Linked DNA regions of Homo sapiens: region 1 is linked to region 2. A link is an interaction called in ENCODE POLR2A ChIA-PET data of the cell type or tissue named here. Cell type or tissue: MCF 10A. All regions are shown on one strand. Links, peaks and the distances in the headings refer to the core of each region. The heading gives the core; the rest is flanking DNA.

Evidence for each region. ChIA-PET counts read pairs that join two places held together with the same protein. Peaks named below come from ENCODE experiments on the same cell type or tissue, not always from the same donor. Only the 100,000 strongest peaks of a DNase experiment are listed, where the experiment ranks them.
Region 1: POLR2A ChIA-PET joins it to region 2 with 6 read pairs; 3 of 35 experiments call an interaction of 5 or more read pairs at or near these places.

Annotation. Positions count from the first base shown.
Region 1 is chr18:9,826,830-9,829,634 of GRCh38, forward strand. All of the region lies in intron 5 of RAB31 (RAB31, member RAS oncogene family), which reads left to right. Among named protein-coding and RNA genes, the nearest start is that of TXNDC2, 58 kb to the right of the region's middle. In MCF 10A, for the core only: no CTCF peak of the experiment used is centred there; DNase peaks (open chromatin) are centred at 1,202, 1,572 and 2,132.
Region 2 is chr18:9,891,790-9,894,594 of GRCh38, forward strand. No RefSeq gene overlaps it. Among named protein-coding and RNA genes, the nearest start is that of TXNDC2, 7.2 kb to the left of the region's middle. In MCF 10A, for the core only: no CTCF peak of the experiment used is centred there; no DNase peak of the experiment used is centred there.

The sequences.
Region 1 (2,805 bases), core at 227-2,726, 65 kb before region 2:
TTAGGGCCATGTGGCCAGGATCCTCCGCGAAGGAGGGAAGGTCAGAGGAAGAAGAGCATATCCTATCCCACCCTGGCCCTTAAGCAAGAATCACTCCCTCACACTTCCTCTGACAAGCATGGGCAGCCTTGACCTATAGCTGCCATAATAAGTCATTCCTTGGGAGAAATTACTCCAACCCCATACATTCCGCATAGCAGGTTCTAGTTCTACATTTCTTCTGCTTGATCTTGTTTTCCTGATTTTGAATTCTTGGCTCTACACAAATCCCCTTTGACTCTTCCCAATTTGAAACTCTTTCAGGCTTTCCTGGTCATTTTTGGACATTGGCCTTCATTTCATGGCTTCTAATGGAACTGCTTTTCAAGCTCAGGGGTCTCCTGTTGGCATTTCCTTGAAATTCCACCTCTCACTGGTGTATTTAGGGCCACGAATGAATCAGAAGGATGAGGGAGGGATCAGGAAGTGCCGATGGGAGAAGACCCCTCAGACCTAGTTTATTTTATCTTACAAGTGGTAGCAGTGGGAAGTTACCCAACAACAGTGACGATGGGGGCTGGGTTGGGAAGTGGGAGAACTTTCTTCTCAGAGGTGGTGGGTAATGACCTTGAGATGGCTCTGCTGTCACTGGCTGCCTCTGCCTAAGATTCCTCCTACCCTCCCCATGAATACAACCCAGGAGATGCTCAGGGGCTGTTCTCATGCACTCTCGCCTCTTCTGAGGGATGGAATCATGGTCTCTTAACATCTTACGGAAGCACTCTGGTGCCTCTTACAGAAACATTGGGAGGGATGGGTGGGACTGCTGCCAGGGAGTCCAGAATTCCTTCCTGGAGTAGAGGTCATACACCAAGACAAAGGGCATCTAGTGTTAGAAGTGAAAATAGGGTAGGGTAGGAGGAAGGAAATTAGTCCTATCAGCTCTCAGTCATTTGATTAGCAAATACGTTTTGACGGTCCTTTTGTGGCAGCAAAGTGCTGTGAGAATAGAAAAGAGACTGTCTTTTCCTTTGAGCTATTAATGTTTACTTCTATTTGGGCAGCCAAGAAAGGGGGTGGGGAAGTATCTGATGAGCAATGTAAGACTGTATTTAATGAAGTTCCAGTTGGTCTGATGCAGTCCAGAAAGGACAGAGGGGTTCAGGAAGGGGAGAGGTCAGAATCATCTGTTGTGACTAGGAAAGGCATGGGACGACATGCGTCCCAGGTGAGGTATGTGCCACAGGCAGTTACGGATGTGTTGGAGGAGGAAATTCCAGGAAGGGGCAAGATCTGGAACGAAGGCCTGGAGGTGGGAGCGAGCTTGGCACGTGTTGGCAGGGAGGGGCCGTCAAGAATATCTACCCTGCGCCTGCCCTGGGGAATAGTGGGAAAGATGGCGGGATGGTGTGGGTCTCAGAAGCATGCAGAGTGGGTGGGCTCGATGTGCTGGCCAGGATGGTGCCCGCCTCGGCTTCCCCATTGCCAGGCAGTCAGAACACTGTTTTCTTCTGAGCCTGTTGTGGCCCCAGGCTCCTCCTTAATGCAATGCCTCGGGTAGTCACTACCAGTTAAAGAGATCAAACCTATTGGCCATCCTCCAAGGAGGCTGTGGGAGCCGTTCTAGTGTCTTGAGTAAGTGTGTGATTCATGCAATTTCCTGTGCAATCTATAGCTGGAAACCAGGGTGAGCCTGTGCTTCCATAGTGTACACGGTCAAGTTAGAAACACCACCAGCCATCTCCTCACTTGTTTTACATTTTTGGATAAAGTTGTGGTTTTTAACAGATTAAAAATATATTTGGAGATAAATACTTTTTACTAAGAATAATAAATTTACATTGCTTTCATCTCTTCCATGTGACTCTAAAACTCATTCCAGTCTTGATAGTGAGCCACAGTTGAGTAGGGGAGTTTCTTAGAAATTATACAAACCAAATAACAGAATTTGAAATGCTGGACCTTAAAAATCCAATTTATTCCAAATACTAAAAGCACTAAAGCCAGTGAACATCAAAAGGCCTGAAAAATCATGGCAAGTGTTAAATGCACGATGCGTTTTCCTTATGTGAGATAATGAGGAAGAATAGAGTCTGTGCTGTTAAAATGTGTGTGCTCTGAGATGTGCCTGTCCGTGTTCTGCGACTGATGTGGTGCGGGTGGCCCCTCCCATTTACCTGCTGCTGTCACAGGAGGAGGGAGGGAGCTGAAGACTGAGCTGCCCAGAGAGCCCATCAAAGGCATCTGGAATCTTTCTTAATTTAAAACATTCTTAAAGAAGAATATATAAAACAAGCATATCGTAAGGAATACTGTGGTAATAAAATGAACAGCCGTGTAAGTGTGCCACAGAGAACCCTTCCCCAATCGTATCCTCTTCTCTCCACCCAGAAGTAACCACCCTGCTGACTTTGGTGATAACCACTTGTTTTCGTTATGCTTTACACCTACATTTGCATTTTCCAAGCAGTAGATTTGCCCGTTTTTGAACTTTGTAAGCGGAATGAGACTGTATGTGTCACGTGATGACGTGTCGTTCACTCAGCATGTTTGTCAGATTCACCTGATGGGGGTTAGCTGTGGTTTCTACATATTCATTGCTGTCTACTGTTCCGTTTTATGAGTGGAACACAGTTTATCTATTCATTCTATTGGTGGATATTTGAGTTATTTCTGGCGTGGTGTTACTATGAACATTGCTGCTTGAACGTTCTTGCACATGTGTAAGCATTTCTCTGGACTGGGGTAGGTAAGAGTTGAATTGCTGAGTTTCAGGGGGTGCACACCCTCAGTCTTACTAGGTAATGCCAACGTCTTTCACGGTGG
Region 2 (2,805 bases), core at 15-2,514:
AAGCCAAGGCGGGTGGATCACCTGAGGTCAGGAGTTTGAGAGCAGCCTGGCCAACGTGGTGAAACCCCATCTCTACTAAAAATACAAAATAATTAGCCGGGCATGGTGGCAGGTGCCTGTAATCCCAGCTATTCAAGAGGCTAAGGCAGGAGAATCGCTTGAACCCAGGAGGCGGAGGTTGCAGTGAGCCAAGATCGAGCCACTTGCACTCCAGCCTGGGCAACGAGAGCAAAACTCCATCTCAAAAAAACAAAAAACAAAAAACAAAAACAAAACAAAAAATCAACCAAGAAATTGTTTTCATCTCTAATATTTAACATGAAGGACAAATAAGAAGCAGTTCTAATGAGAAGATCCCAGATAATCATATGAGCTGTGAACAATGATAATCTAACCAGAGCCTTAAGAATCAATGGAAAATCTGTTAGAATTAACGAGAAAACTCAACAAAGTGGCAGTAATTGAAGTAATATCTAAAAATCAACAGCTTCCATGTGATTCTGTGGCAAATAATTGGGAATCTGTGAAAAAAAAGTCTTATTCACAATAGCGACAAAATAAAATGTCTAGCAATAGTCCTAATGAGAAGTAAGGATGATTAAGAGTAAAATAAAACATTCTGAGATGTATATAAGTAGGTTTGAATAAAGTGAGACAGTCCATTTTTCTCATTGGAGAAAAGACTGAAAGATGTTGATGCTTTCCACTTAATTAGTAGACCCTGTAATTCCAGCCAATATCTCAATGGGATATTTGATAGAACTTAACAAAATATTTAAAACTTCACTGAGAATAATAGACAAGAATAGGCAGGAAAAGTCTCAAATGAGAAGTAATGACGAGATATGTGCCCTATCAGAGAGTTACATGTGTAGTTGGTACATTAATTATAAAACAATGATATTAATGAAGGAAAAAGAGAGCAATGAAACATAATAGTAAGCAAAACCACACATTGGCATGTAAGTAGTAATATATGACAAGGAAACATTTCAATTTGATGGACAGTGAGTGGATTTTTTTCAAAAAATTGGCAAAATTTTAATATTTGAGGGGAAAAATCAATGTATATCCCAATCCCACACCAGACACTAAAATAAATATAAGCTGAATTAAATGATAAAAAACAAAATATGGAATGATTAAAAAATAGAAGAAAATTTAGCTGAAGTTTTTTTGTTTTGTTTTATTTTTGTTTTTGTTTTTTTGAGACAGAGTCTTGCTCTGTCGCCCAGGCTGGAGTGCAGTGGTGCAATCTCCGCTCACTGCAAGCTCCGCCTCCTGGGTTCAGGCCATTCTCCTGCCTCAGCCTCCAGAGTAGCTGGGACTACAGGCACCCACCACCACACCCGGCTAGTTTTTTGTATTTTTAATAGAGACGGGGTTTCACTGTGTTAGCCAGGATGGCCTTGATCTCCTGACCTCGTGATCCGCCTGCCTCAGCCTCCCAAAGTGCTGGGACTATAGGCGTGAGCCACCACGCCCAGCCAGTTGAAGTTTTTAAAAATGTTTTCGAGACGGGGTCTCGCTCTGTTACCCAGACTGGAGTGCAGAGGCGTGATCACAGCTCCCTGCAGCCTTGAGTTCCTGAGCTCAGGTGATCCTCCCAACTCAGCCTCCCAGGTAGCTGGGACTACAGGCTTGCAACACCATGCCTAGTTAATGTTTAATTTAAAAAAATTTTTTGTACAGACGGAGTCTCACTGTTGCCCAGGCTGGTCTTGAACTCCTGGCCTCATGCAGTTCTCCCACCTTGGCCTCCCAAAGCACCGGGATTACAGGCATGAACCACCGCACCTGGCCAAACATGTATGTGATTCATGGATGGAGAAAGGATTTTCTAGACACAATTGCAATTAAAGAAGTAGATTTGAACATATAAAACAATTCAACATTTTTTTTTTTGAGATGGAGTCTTGCTCTGTTGCCCAGGCTGGAGTGCAATGGCGCGATCTTGGCTCTCTGCAACCTCTGCCTCCTGGGTTCAAGTGCTTCTCCTGCCTACTCCCGAGTAGCTGGGATTACAGGCACCCACCACCATGCCCAGCTAATTTTTGTATTTTTTAGTAGACATGGGGTTTCACCATGTCAGTCAGGCTGGTCTTGAACTCCTGACCTCAGGTGATCCGCCCACCTCAGCCTCCCAAAGTGCTGGGATTACAGGCGTGAGCCACCATGCCCGACCCCAACAATTCAATTTTTTAAATAAAAAATATAAACAAAATTGACAGGAAACAGAAAAAGGAAATAATATTTGCCAAATGTACAACATTGGATTTAATACATGTACTATAAAAGTACTCTTACAAATCAGTAAGAAAAACAGAATATTCTCATAAAAATAGGCAAAAGACATAGTTCACATTAGAATAAAAACAAGTTTGTAATAAAAATAAAAATAAAGCCGGGTATGGCAACAGCTCAGGCCTGTAATCCCAGCACTTTGGGAGGCCGAGGCGGGTGGATCACTTGAGGTTAGGAGTTCGAGGCCAACATGGCGAAACCCCTTCTCTACTAAAAATACAAAACTTAGCTGGGCGTAGTGGAGGTAGTGGAGCATGGCTGTAATCCCAGCTGCTCCAGAGGCTGAGGCATGAGAATCACTTGAACCCAGGAGGCGGAGGTTTCAGTGAGCTGAGATCATGCCACTGCACTCCAGCCTGGGTGACAGAGTGAGCTCCTGTCTCAAATATAAAAATAAAAAATGTTCACTAATAGGGAATAAATAGGAAAATGTAAACAAAAGTCAATGAGATTTTGATAGTAGGGATGTAGGGAAACAGTTACTCATGTACTGCCACTGAG